Regions from separate parts of the Homo sapiens genome. Here region 2 is linked to region 1. Evidence: chromatin contacts called from ENCODE Hi-C or POLR2A ChIA-PET data. All regions are on one chromosome and are shown on one strand. Each heading gives the region's core, a stretch centred on a gene start or an enhancer-like site at or near the end of the contact. The rest is flanking DNA. Distances are from core to core; before and after follow the strand shown.

Region 1 (6,209 bases), core at 2,412-4,911:
CTGGCAATGATTTCCCAGATATGACACCCAAGGCACATGCCAGAAAAGGAAAAACAGACTGACCTTCATGAAAATGAAAAAATTTTGTGCATCAAAAGACAATATCAACACAGTAAAAGAGCTACTCGCAGAATGGGAGAAAATATTTGGAAATCATATATATAATAATGGATTAATATCTAGAACAAAGAGAGAACTGCTAATGCTCAATAACAACAACAACAAAAAGGAACAGCCCAATTCAAAAATGGGCAAAGGACTTGGACAGATATTTCTCCAAAGAAGATATACAAATGACCAATAAGCACATGAAAACATGTTCAATATCACTAATCATTAGGAAAAAGCAAATGAAAACTACAATGAAATACCATCCCATACCCATTATTAGGATGACTACCATCAAAAAAACCCAGAAAATAACAATGTAGGTGAGGATGGGAGAAATCGGTACCTTGCTGCTGGAAATGTACAATGGTGCAGTCACTGTAGAAACAGTATGGTGATTCCTGAAAAAGTTAAAAATAGAACTACCCTCTGATTCAGCAATTCCATTTCTAGGTATATACATTGAAAATAATTCAAAGCAGGGTGTCAAGGAGATATTTATATTTCATGTTCATAACAGCATTATTCACAATTGCCAAAAGGTGGAAGCAACCTAGTTTACAGAAACAGATGAATGGGTAAACCAAATGTGACATATCCATACAATGGAGTATTATTCTGCCTTTAAAAAGAAGGAAATTCTAACATATGGAAAGATATGAATGAATCTTGAGGACATTATGCCAAATGAAATAAACCGTTCACAAAAAGAAAAATGCCGTGTGATTCCACTTCTAAGAGATACTTAGCTTAGTCAAAATCACACACAGAATACAGAATGCTAGTTCCCTGGGGCGAGGAGGAGGGGCTATGGGGAGTTACTATGTAACGGGCATCGAGTTTCTGTTTTACAAGGTGAACAGAGTTAAGGAGCTGGATGGGGGTGACGGCTGCACCATAGTGTGAATGTATTTGATACCACTGAACTGCACACTTAAAATGGTTAAGATGATACATTTTGTTGTGCTTTATCACAATAAAATAACTGAAACAAACCGGAACATGGGTGTTGGCAAGGATGTCGGGGAACGAGCACCCTTCTGTATTGCTGGTGGTGAAATCGAACCGCCGCTGCGGAAAACCGTTCTGCGGTTTCACAAACAGTTCACACCCTAAGGCCCAGCTATTCATGCCTAGGTATACACCAAAGATAAATGGAAACAGGCACCCAAATACTTGTACGAAAATGTTCATCGTGTCACTGGACGCAAAAGGCAAAAAGTGGAAACAACCCACTGTCCATCAACAGAGGAAGAGAGAAACGTGTGGGCTCCATCCACGGAATATTATTCACTCCTGAAAAGGAACGCGGGTCTGATCCCCGCTCCACCGGGGACGAACCTTGAAGACGCGATTCTAAGCGAAAGACGCCGGAACACAAAAGGCCACAGCACGTAGGGCTCCATTGAACGGAGGTCAGAACAGGCTGGTCCGCGGAGCAGGGCGGGGGCTGCAGGGCCCTGGAGGGGCGCGGAGAGCGGCCGCCGACGGGCGGGCTCTGCTCGGGTAGAAGCTGTTCCGGAGCCCGAGAAGGTGCTGGTCCCGCAACACTGTTGGGGGGGCCCCGCTGAGCTGAGCCTTGCGACCCGGTTTATGTGACGTGAGTTCCACCTCAATCTAAGTGTGAGGAAGCGAACAGCGTTCTGAAACGCAGAAACGTGCCCATTCGAATTGTTAACGCGAGCGCAGAGCCCACTGACAAAGCAAAATAAGACAAACCGGGAGTCAGAAAACTCAGCGACCCACAGGATCCACCGTGATGTTTCCCACAAATGTTACCGCGAAAACAGTCGGACTTGAAAATAAACGCGACCTACCTGGTTCTCGGAAGGGGAGAAGGATCCGGGCGAAAGGCGTCAGTTCTCCCTCGCTCGCCCCGTAGACGCAGCGCAGGCCCCGAGCTCCCGAGCGGCGGTTTCAGAACCCGCGGGTCACCCGGGAGCTCCTCCCGCAGTACCAGCCGAAAGCTCCCAGCGCCGAGGAGGGCGGGCGGCTGCCCTCCCCGACCTCGCCCCGCCCGCGCGGACGCCCCCGGCCCCACGCGGGGACCACCCCGGGACGCCGGCCGGAGCCCGCGCGCCCCCGGGCAACCTGAGTGCACCTGCGCCGCGAGGGCACCTGAGCGCTCCCGGCCACGCCCCTGCCACGCCCCCGGCCCCCACGTGCCGCCCTCACGGGGCCCCGCCCCCTCGCGGTTCGGCCGCAAGCCCCGCCTCTCAACCTTCCCGCCCCTCAACCTCCCCGCCCTATGCCCCAGATCGGGCCCCGCCCCTTTACGCCTTAGGCCCCGCCCTCACACCGCCCGCCCCCACACCCCGCCTCCACTGGACTCAGGCTCCGCCCCTTAATGCCTCGCCCCAAAGCCCCGCCCCAGGAGCCCGCCCTGGTCCAGGCCCCGCCCCGTCCCGAGCGCAGCCTGCGACCGATGGAGCAGGAGGCGCGGGTGCTGAGAGCTGCGGGCGGCTTTGGCCGGGCCCGGCGCCTGCTGGCCTCCGCCTCGTGGGTACCCTGCATAGTGCTGGGGCTGGTGCTGAGCTCCGAGGAGCTGCTTACCGCGCAGCCCGCGCCCCACTGCCGACCGGACCCCACGCTGTTGCCCCCAGCGCTGCGCGCCCTGCGCGGACCCGCGCTGCTGGACGCCGCCATCCCGCGCCTGGGGCCCACGCGAGCCGCGAGCCCCTGCCTGCTCCTGCGCTACCCCGATCCCGCGCCCTGCACCCGCCCCGGGCCCGCGCCCCGCGCCCGCACGCAACGGCACCCGGCCCTGCACACGCGGCTGGCTCTACGCGCTGCCCGGCGCCGGCCTCCTGCAAAGCCCGGTCACCCAGGTGCGCCCCCGTCCCTGCTGCCCCGCAGCCCTCCCCGCCCCCAGCCCGCCGAGGCCCTGGGTGTCCTTTCTCCATCCTACCTGGCGCCTCTGACCCGGGCCCCCCGGCCGTCCTCCTGGGCTTCCTGCTCCGGGGCGGCCGCCGGCCCGACGGTGCCGCAGACGGGCGCGCACGGGCCGGACCCGCGGAGAGGGGCCGGGCGGGGGCTGAATCTGGGCCTGGGAGCTGCCAGGCGCGGGGCGGCCTGGGGCGCTGGAGGATTGGAGCCGAAGGCGCCGGTGGGGGAGCAGGGCCTGGAATTTGCTTCAGGACCACCAGCGTCTTCAGCAGACCGTGGCTTTGGGCTGGCTTTCCAAGGCAGAGTCTCTGCTTGGAGGGACTGACGTGGTCAGCACAGACTGGGGAAGGTGGGCTTCCCATCAGTGAGGTGCGCAGAGGCTGGGCTAGAGACTGCATTGCCTGAAGGGAAACCTTGACGATCTGCGTGAGAAGAGATGGGGAGGCGGGCGGCAGGGACCTCCAGGCCCCTTTCATGCCTTTCCGCGCTGGGGCTGAGACCTGCACACCCCTGAGGCAGCCTTTACCCCGAGGCCCCCATCCCCCATCCTGGGAGGACTGGCCCCAGTGTGGAAACTGGAACGGGGTTGCCACATCTTCACAAGGGCTGCCTGGGGCCCTGGAACCCGCCGGGCTTCTCTCTCCACCCTGCTCCCTCCCACCTCCCACCTGCCCTCCTCCTGTTTGGTGCCTGGATCCAGGAATGCCCCATCAGCTTTCCCAAAACGTCAGGTTTGAAAGTAAAATCTCGGGCATAGCACGGCCCCCAGCAGTAGATTAAGCTTGCCAAGAAGACCCAGGAACCGGAAGGGGTGGGGGGAGGCGCAGAGCTGAGGTCAAGGGTCAAGGGCCTCACCGGGAAATGCCGCTGAGCACAGCTCTCCAGCCGCTGCCCGAGTCCCTCTTGAAATGGGCAGGGCAGGGAGGGCGTGGGTACCAGCGCAGGTGCTGGGGTTCATTTCTTAGGCCTGTGTCATGGCTATGACCCTTGGCCGGCTGGGGTGGGGGCTGTGTCTATGACGCCACCAAGGCCCTGGGTGTCCCCGGGGTCCCTCGGAATAGGAGGTGGAAACGGGTCGGACAAGAGCTGGCCGTGGGGGAAGAGCAATGGTGTGCGGAGGTGGGGGAGGCCCTATCTAGGGACAAGCAGAAAACTTAGGGTGGGCAGATCCCCCCGACCCCTGTGCAGGGGCTGCCGGAGACCAGAGAGGCTGCTGTGTGACCTGGACCAAGCCCCTTGCCCTCTCATGCCTCAGTTTCCCCTTCTCTCCACGGAGGGATTGAGCAGGACATGGAGGGCCCCTTCCAGTAGCCATTCTGGGACTCCCTGCACCTGTCCCCAGGGGAGGGTCCTGAGCTGGCCTCCACGTGGCTGCTGTTCCCCATAGTGGAACCTTGTGTGTGGAGACGGCTGGAAGGTCCCGCTGGAGCAGGTGAGCCACCTCCTGGGCTGGCTGCTGGGCTGTGTCATCCTGGGAGCAGGCTGTGACCGGTGAGGCCCCTTCCCTTTTCCTGCTGCCCAGCAGCCCTCCCCTCCGCCCACTCTCAGGGTTCAGCTAGACCTGGTGCTGCCAGGATGAAGGTTGGACCCTGGGTTATCCTGACCCTGTCCAAGCATGTCCCCCGCTGCCCACCAGGTTTGGACGCCGGGCAGTTTTTGTGGCCTCCCTGGTGCTGACCACAGGCCTGGGGGCCAGTGAGGCCCTGGCTGCCAGCTTCCCTACCCTGCTGGTCCTGCGCCTACTCCACGGGGGCACATTGGCAGGGGCCCTCCTCGCCCTGTATCTGGCTCGTGAGTACCCTGGGGGCTGCTGTCACTGGGGGAGGGGCAGTGGGTGGCCCGCAGGCCTCTGAGGCTCCCTTGCCGAGGGCCCCGAGCTGCAGGGACAGTGAGCAGTGAGTCCCTTGGGCATCCCGCTCCTGGGCAGGTCACCAATAGGTCCCCGCAGTTCCCAATGGAACTGTTCCAGTCCTCCCCGAGGCCTCCACTTCAACCTGTCTGTGTCTGCCCAGGCCTGGAGTTGTGTGACCCTCCCCACCGCCTGGCCTTCTCCATGGGGGCTGGCCTTTTCTCGGTGGTGGGCACCCTGCTGCTGCCCGGCCTGGCTGCGCTTGTGCAGGACTGGCGTCTTCTGCAGGGGCTGGGTGCCCTGATGAGTGGACTCTTGCTGCTCTTTTGGGGGTAAGTGTGGTGGGAGCTGGGCCAGCAGCCCTCATCGGGGCTGACTATGTAGCTTCCCTCTGCACCGACGTATCCCATGCCAGGTAAACGCATGGGTTACAGGGTCACAGAGAACTACAGTGATGTCCTGCCCCTGAGCCTGGGGGTGGGGTGGGGGCCCTGGCCTTTGCCTCTCCTTCCAGGAGGAGGTGGAGGGAGCCGTGGGCATCCTCACCAACGCTGCAGGTTCCCGGCCCTGTTCCCCGAGTCTCCCTGCTGGCTGCTGGCCACAGGTCAGGTAGCTCGAGCCAGGAAGATCCTGTGGCGCTTTGCAGAAGCCAGTGGCGTGGGCCCCGGGGACAGTTCCTTGGAGGAGAACTCCCTGGCTACAGGTCAGGCGCCTACCAGGGAGGAGGGAGATTCAGGTACTGGAGGAGGGCTTCGGAGAGGCACAGCTCCTCACCCCCCTCCCCTCACATCTCTGCGGCTACAGAGCTGACCATGCTGTCTGCACGGAGCCCCCAGCCCCGGTACCACTCCCCACTGGGGCTTCTGCGTACCCGAGTCACCTGGAGAAACGGGCTTATCTTGGGCTTCAGCTCGTGAGTCGAGGAAGGGCTGGGGTCCTGCACCATCCCCCGGGGTGGGCATATGGTCCCCAGAGTCCCCGGCTCTGGCTGGGCCCATAGATTTGCTCTCTCTCCCAGGCTGGTTGGTGGAGGCATCAGAGCTAGCTTCCGCCGCAGCCTGGCACCTCAGGTGCCGACCTTCTACCTGCCCTACTTCCTGGAGGCCGGCCTGGAGGCGGCAGCCTTGGTCTTCCTGCTCCTGACGGCAGATTGCTGTGGACGCCGCCCCGTGCTGCTGCTGGGCACCATGGTCACAGGCCTGGCATCCCTGCTGCTCCTCGCTGGGGCCCAGTGTGAGCTTGGGGCCCCGCAGGCCATACAGGAGCCATTGTGTTTGGGCCGACGGTCTGCCACACCAGGGGGCCATAGTGCCGACAGGGGAGCAGCCTGGGGTGGCAGCCCAAGGCCAGCTGCTGTTTGTTTTCC
Region 2 (6,209 bases), core at 2,112-4,611, 460 kb before region 1:
TTATGGGTTCAGGACACGTTTGGCAGGACAGGTATCACGTGTGGTTGTCCAGGCAGTTGGAGGCATGTGAAGACTCACTGAGACGTACAGGGAAGCTCTTGGGGCTGGACACTGATGCTGGCTCCCCCTGAGGTGCATGCCCCAAGCTGAGAAGACTCAAGGTTCCAGCCAGAGCCTGGAATCACTAAAGGCTTGTTTGCTCACAGGTCTGGCTCCTGGGCTGGAAGGGCTTAGGGACCAGGACTACTAAACTGCAGTGCTTCCCATGTTCAGATTCAGGTCGAAAACCATTTCCATCACCCTCCAAAGTCCTCTTGTGCTCAGCTGTGGCCGGCTCCCATTTCTGCCCAGCAACCACTCATCTGCTTCTCTCTGTAAATGTGCCTTTTCTGGACATTCCATGGAAAGGGAACTGCAACATGAGTGGTCTTTCCTCTGGCTTGTCTCACTCAGTGTCCCACCTTTGGGACTCCTTCACGGTGTGGCAAGGGAGTCAGCAGCCTGCTCCTCACTGTCGCTCAGCCCGTCACTGCATGGAGAGCGTGCACACTTCATTTTATCTGCTGAAACTCTGTTCTCACTCTTGCTCTGCTGTTTTCCCTTCATGTCCACCTTCCTCCCCCACCCTCTGGTGTGACAGACACTGCTGGGGCCCTTCCAACAGGCGGTCCTCCTTCCCCCACTTCCGTTACTGGCAGAGGTCCTGCCCACTCCCATGCTTCACAGCTCCCTCCAGCCCCTGGTGAATTTGCACCATTGAATGAGTCCTGCAGAGGCTGGGCAGGCGAAGCCTTCCTGGGAAAGGTTTCCTTGCTAATATGAAGCAAGGAGCAATGCCTTTGCAGTAGATGCAGTCCTGCCTGCGTGTGGGGGGCTGTACACTCATCGGGGGCTGTGGACACTGAGAGTGGTCAAGAAGAGACACGCAAAGTCTTTGATGTCACTGTTGTGCTAACAAGCCAACCTGGAAGCTCCACCTCTGACCCTTCATTCGTGAGACATTAAATCCCTGTGTTAAAGCTGCGTTTAGTGAGCTTTTCTGTAACTTTCAGCTAAAAGCACCGTGACAGACAGGTAGCATTTTCCAAACTGCCACCCAAGGGTGATGCTATTCCTGCAGGGTTCCATCCTCCGGTGGGGGGTTGCGCCCTCCTGTGAGGGGTTCCACCCTCCAGTGGGAGGTTCCAAAGTTGGGAATTCAAATCCAAGTCTTTCTTCCAAGTCCAAGGCCCAGAGCCTCCTACTTTCAGCCCTTGATCCTACAAGCGTGTCAGTGTGAAGCAGTCCAGGCCCAGCTCCTCTGCCTAGCAGGCCAGTCATCCCCCTGACATTCTTTCTTGTCTGACCCGAGTGGTTCTCTCCTTATTATTTTTTTTTTTTTCTGAGACAGAGTCTCACTCTGTAGCCCAGGCTGGAGTGCAGTGGTGCGATCTCGCTCACCACTACTTCTGCCTCCCGGGTCCCGGTTCAAGGTTCGAGCAATTCTCCTGCCTCAGCCTCCTGAGTAGCTGGGATTACAGGCACATGCCACCACGCCCAGCTAATTTTTGTATTTTTAGTAGAGACAGGGTTTCACCACGTTGGCCAGGCTGGTCTTGAACTCCTGACCTTAAGTGATCCACACGCCTCGGCCTCCCAAAGTGCTGGGATTACAGGCGTGAGCCACTGCGCCCAGCCGAGTGGTTCATTCTTGTGATGAAACTTAAAACACCTCCTCCTGGCACAGGCCCCCAATCTCCTCGGACGGCAGGCTCTGCGGGTTCTCCCTGCCTGACCCTTCTGCAATTCCTACTGCAAGGCCTTGCTGGCTCCCACTGGGCCACAGCAATGGGTCTCTGACCGGGCCACCTCCCCTGCGAACTGGCTTCCCCTGTTGGTAGGCACAGACCTCATCATGCCGCCCTTGTTTTTTATTTTTAAATATTTATTTTTTGTAGAGACAGGGTCTCACTATGTTGCCCAAGCTGGTCTTGAACTCCTGGGCTCAAAAGATCCTCCTGCCTCGGCCAAATAACTGGGAGGACAGGTGTGAACTACCGCCCCAGGCAGCACCTCCGTTGTTTAAAATATTTAACGCTTCCAGCTCCACGTGGTAAAACTGATGGAAAACTTTGTATTCTAGCTTCTTCCTACTTTTGGGGCCTCATCTTCCCCACACACACCCAAAGGTCTGGCCACACTAGGCTGTTATAAAAGACACCTTTGTCGCACCCAGGTTCTACTCCTCGGTCACCCTCCGCAATGTACTTATCCCCACAGCCCTCGGAGAGCTACAGTCCAGCCTGGGACGGCCTCCCAATGCTCTGTTCCAGTGTGCGGAGGCTCAGGGATTCTCAGTGGCACCAAGATACCCAGCCCTCGAGGAGAACCTCAGGTGAGACACACGCACACTGCCCCAGCCCCTCGACCACCTGGTACGCACTTATCACTCGGGAACTGACCTACATTTTCATTAAACTTATGTTTTCAACTAAGATTTCTGGATATTTACCTCCTACATAAAGTTCCCAAAACAAACCAGTTTCATCTTTACGGCGCGTGCCTGCTACTAGTGTCCATCCGGTAGGGTCTTACAGTAGGCTCCTCACCCCAGCCCCAGATCCTCCAAGCCACTGACCTCGCTTCGCTCCCTCCCGCCGTCTCCTACCTTCCAGCGAAGCTGCCGGCGGCGGGTGCTTGGCTGTCCCGGCCCCCGGGTGGAGGCTGTCCACAGGCTTCTCCGACTCCCTGTCTGCCTGCCTGGCTTCCTGGGAATGCTTCTCCATCAACTTCTCCTTAGATTTTGGAACTGAATAGGTGGATCCCTTCTTTTGCTCCTCACCTGAAATATATGGATCATCCGTTAGACCCGGGACTTACCGAATGCAGGGCAGTGGGTCCCATCGTCTTCAGTCGCCTGCGTGGGTCCAGAATAAGCTGGCTTCAAGTCTCGAGTCTCCGCGTTTCCGTAACCGCCTCAGGCGGGAAACGCGCCGTCCGTGGCGGACTCGGCGGCAGGAACGGTTCGCACCGGGCCGAGCCTGGCGCCTGCGCTCACACCGCCCCGCCCAGCCCAGCCCCGCCCTGGGCCCGCGCCCAGGGGCGGAGACGCGGGGAGCCCAGCGCCTGCGCCTCCTTTACCTTTCCTGGGTTTCTCTTTGCTTTTGGAAAGGCCCATGGGTGAGCCCACCGCCCCCTCCGACGCAAGCCCGGGTCCCCACACCTCCGCGGCCGCGGAGCCGGGAGCGACTCACAAAAGGTCCTCGCGCCAGCGGCGTGCGTCACCATGGCGACCGCGCGCCGCGCAGCCGCGCCCCGCCCCTCTGGCGGGACCGGCCACCATCCTCTCGCGAGAGCATCCCGTGCGACCGGAAGTGGGGCGGCGACCCCGGAAGTCCCCGCCGGGTGCAGCTTGGTCGGTTCGATCGCCGCCGGGACCTGACACCGCCCGGAGTTGGCGTCCCTTCTCCCTCTCCGAGTGCTGCTCCTGTCATTGTGGCCATGGACGGTAAGAGGTCGCGGCCGTCCTCCGGGGACTCGCGCGCGGGGCGGGGCCGCTTCTCCCACTGGCGTGGGCTCCGCCCACCTGGGGCCGCGGGCAGGACTCAGGAGAGCTCGGGCCTCGACCGTCGATCCCCCGGGACCCCATCCCCAGGGCCTCGACCACCGACCTGGGACCCCTTTTCCCGGTCGTCGTCCCCCGATCCCCGACCCGGACCCCATCCCCAGGGCCTCGACCACCGACCTGGGACCCCTTTTCCCGAGCCTCGTCCCCCGATACCCGACCCGGAACCCCTTCCCCAGGGCCTAGACCACCAACCCGGGACCCCTTTTCCCGGGCCTCGACCCTCGATCCCCGACCCGGAACCCCTTCCCCAGGGCCTCTACCACCGACCCGGGACCCCTTCTCCCGGGCCTCGACCCCCGACCACCGACCGGGACCCTTCCCAGGCCCCCGACCCCCAACCCGAGATCCTTTACCCCGGGCCTCGACCCTCGACCCGGGACCCCTCCCCCCAGGCCTCGATCCCCGACCCCCGATTCGGGACCCCTTCCCCGGGGCCTCCATCCCCAAATCTCAACCCGGTATGCCTTCCCCGGGGCCTCGACCTCTGACCCCCAACCATGGACCCGGGACCTAGACTCCCGACCCAGGACCCCTTGCCCAGGGCCTGGACCCCCGACCACCGACCCAGGACCCTTTCCCCCGCCCCTGGCACTCCTCAGCGTCAGGCGCCCTTTCCCGCCAGCTCGGTAGGGGGGACTGTGCGATGCCTGTTCGGCCTTTCGGGACTTGGAATGTCGGGTCAGAGGGCACCAGAAAAAGTGACAGTTGCACCCCCTGCCCCAAACAGCATCACTGCAAATCAGAAGGACTCAGACAGAAAGCGCTCCCTGAGTGCCAGGCCCTGGTCACAGCAGCTCTTTGCGTCCATTCTCCATGTGGGGAAGCAGAGGTTTGAGCAGGAGCCAGCACAAGCGTTTCTGTGCTCAATGGGTCGCCCTAATTCTTACCTTCTACATCTGGGGCTAGCCGGCTGTGTGCTCAGGGATACCAAAGAACAGGAAGAATCTGGCAAAATGAAGTCCTATGTTTGCTGAAACATCGTTGGGCTGGTGTGATGGGCAGGCTTTTAAAAATACTTTTTGAAGGGCTGGGCGCGGTGGCTCACGCCTGTAATCCCAGCACTTTGGGAGGCCGAGGCCGGCGGATCGCAAGGTCAGGAGATCGAGACCATCCTGGCTAACACAGTGAAACCCCATCTCTACTAGAAATACAAAAATATTAGCCAGGCGTGGTGGCGGGTGCCTGTAGTCCCAGCTACTCGGGAGGCTGAGGCAGGAGAATGGCGTGAACCCGGGAGGCGGAGCTTGCAGTGAGCCGAGATCGCGCCACTTCACTCCAGCCTGGGCGACAGAGCGAGACTCCGTCTCAAAAAAAATTCTTTTAGTTAGAAGTGTGAAAAGCTATAGTACCACCGTGTCATCATCATGAAGGAAATGTGTAGAGATTTTCTGCCCTGAGAGAAGATGAAAGATAACATCTACCTCCCGCCACAAAAAATATGCTGGCCAGGCCGGGTGTGGTGGCTCAGGCCTGTAACCCCAGCACTCTGGGAGGCCGGGCGCGGTGGCTCACGGCTGTAATTCCAGCACTTTGGGAGGCCGGATGTGGTGGCTCACGCCTGTAACCCCAACACTTTGGGAGGCCGAGGTTGGTTGATCACCTGAGGTCAGGAGTTTGAGACCAGCCTGGCCAACATGGTGAAACCCCGTCTCTTCTAAAAATACAAAAATTAGCTGGGCCTGGTGGCGTGCACGTGTAATTCTAACTACTTGGGAGGCTGAGACAGGAGAATCGCTTAAACCTGGGAGGCAGAGGTTGCAGTGAGCCAAGATGGTGCCGTTGCACTCTAGCCTGGGTGATAGAGTGAGACTCCGTCTCAAAAAAAAAAAAGAAAAATTGTGGCTTTTCACTCCACAGCTCACTCAACTCTTTTGAGGGGACTTCTCTCAAGCCCATGTCAGATTTCCTCAGAGTCAGATTTTGCCTTAGCTGGGTTTTTGTGCTGCCACACACGGCTGGAAGAGAAAGCTGAGGTGAGGAAAGCTGAGGTGAGGGAAAGCTGAGGTGAGGAAAGCTGAGGTGAGGAGAGCTGAGGTGAGGGAAAGCTGAGGTGAGGGAAAGCTGAGGTGAGGGAAAGCTGAGGTGAGGGAAAGCTGAGATGAGGAGGGCGGTTTGGCCAGCATCCCACAGTGAGTTGGGTGGGACGGCCCGCCTGGCCTGCACTGTGCCATCTGGGTCAGGCTGGCTGTTTTCCAGTCACAGATAACCTTGGCCGTGACCACACCTGAACTGATAGATGACAGGTTGAACTTGGCCTTGACCACGCCTGCACTGACAGGCGATAGATTGAACGATGCCCAGAGCTTTCTGGAACCCCGGGAGATCTCATCTTGGAGCCTTGGTGTGCATTTGTGAACACTCAGTAACCTCATTCTTTTACAGGCTCCATTTCCTCGTTGTGGCTAGTGTGGTAAAGCCCTTTCAGGAATCTGGGGTCAGGGTCGCTCTCCAAATTTAGCAGTTGAATGAATTGAGATCAATCCTACTTTTTAAAAAAAATATTTTTTCTTTTTTTTTTTGAGACGGAGTCTTGCACTGTTGCCCAGGCTGGAGTGCAGTGGCGCAATCTCGGCTCACTGCAAGCTCTGCCTCCCGGGTTCAC

What was found. A loop is a pair of places that touch in the nucleus more often than their neighbours do. ChIA-PET counts read pairs that join two places held with the same protein, here RNA polymerase II (POLR2A). Pooled maps may share reads with other maps.
Region 2: a pooled map shows a loop between it and region 1 (3-fold over the local background). The contact joins the promoter of CHMP1A here to the promoter of SLC22A31 in region 1. A Hi-C loop is called at or near these places in 1 of 37 single-sample maps with no recorded cell type and 10 of 50 pooled maps. POLR2A ChIA-PET finds 5 or more read pairs at or near these places in 2 of 52 experiments (PC-3 and WTC11).

Annotation. Positions count from the first base shown.
Region 1 is chr16:89,197,989-89,204,197 of GRCh38, reverse strand. SLC22A31 (solute carrier family 22 member 31) reads left to right here and starts at 3,661. Exons shown (of 9, transcript NM_001384763.1): 1 at 3,661-3,720; 2 at 4,382-4,485; 3 at 4,631-4,785; 4 at 5,007-5,175; 5 at 5,401-5,546; 6 at 5,648-5,756; 7 at 5,862-6,076. The coding sequence starts at 3,697. RefSeq lists a silencer at 2,505-2,594 and enhancers at 2,887-3,509, 4,758-5,381.
Region 2 is chr16:89,654,860-89,661,068 of GRCh38, reverse strand. It overlaps CHMP1A (charged multivesicular body protein 1A), which reads left to right and starts at 3,361. Exons shown (of 7, transcript NM_002768.5): 1 at 3,361-3,487. The coding sequence starts at 3,481. SPATA33 (spermatogenesis associated 33) reads right to left here and starts at 3,233. Exons shown (of 3, transcript NM_001271907.2): 1 at 3,121-3,233; 2 at 2,648-2,821. The coding sequence starts at 3,157. RefSeq lists an enhancer at 3,080-3,249 and silencers at 2,965-3,354, 3,575-3,634.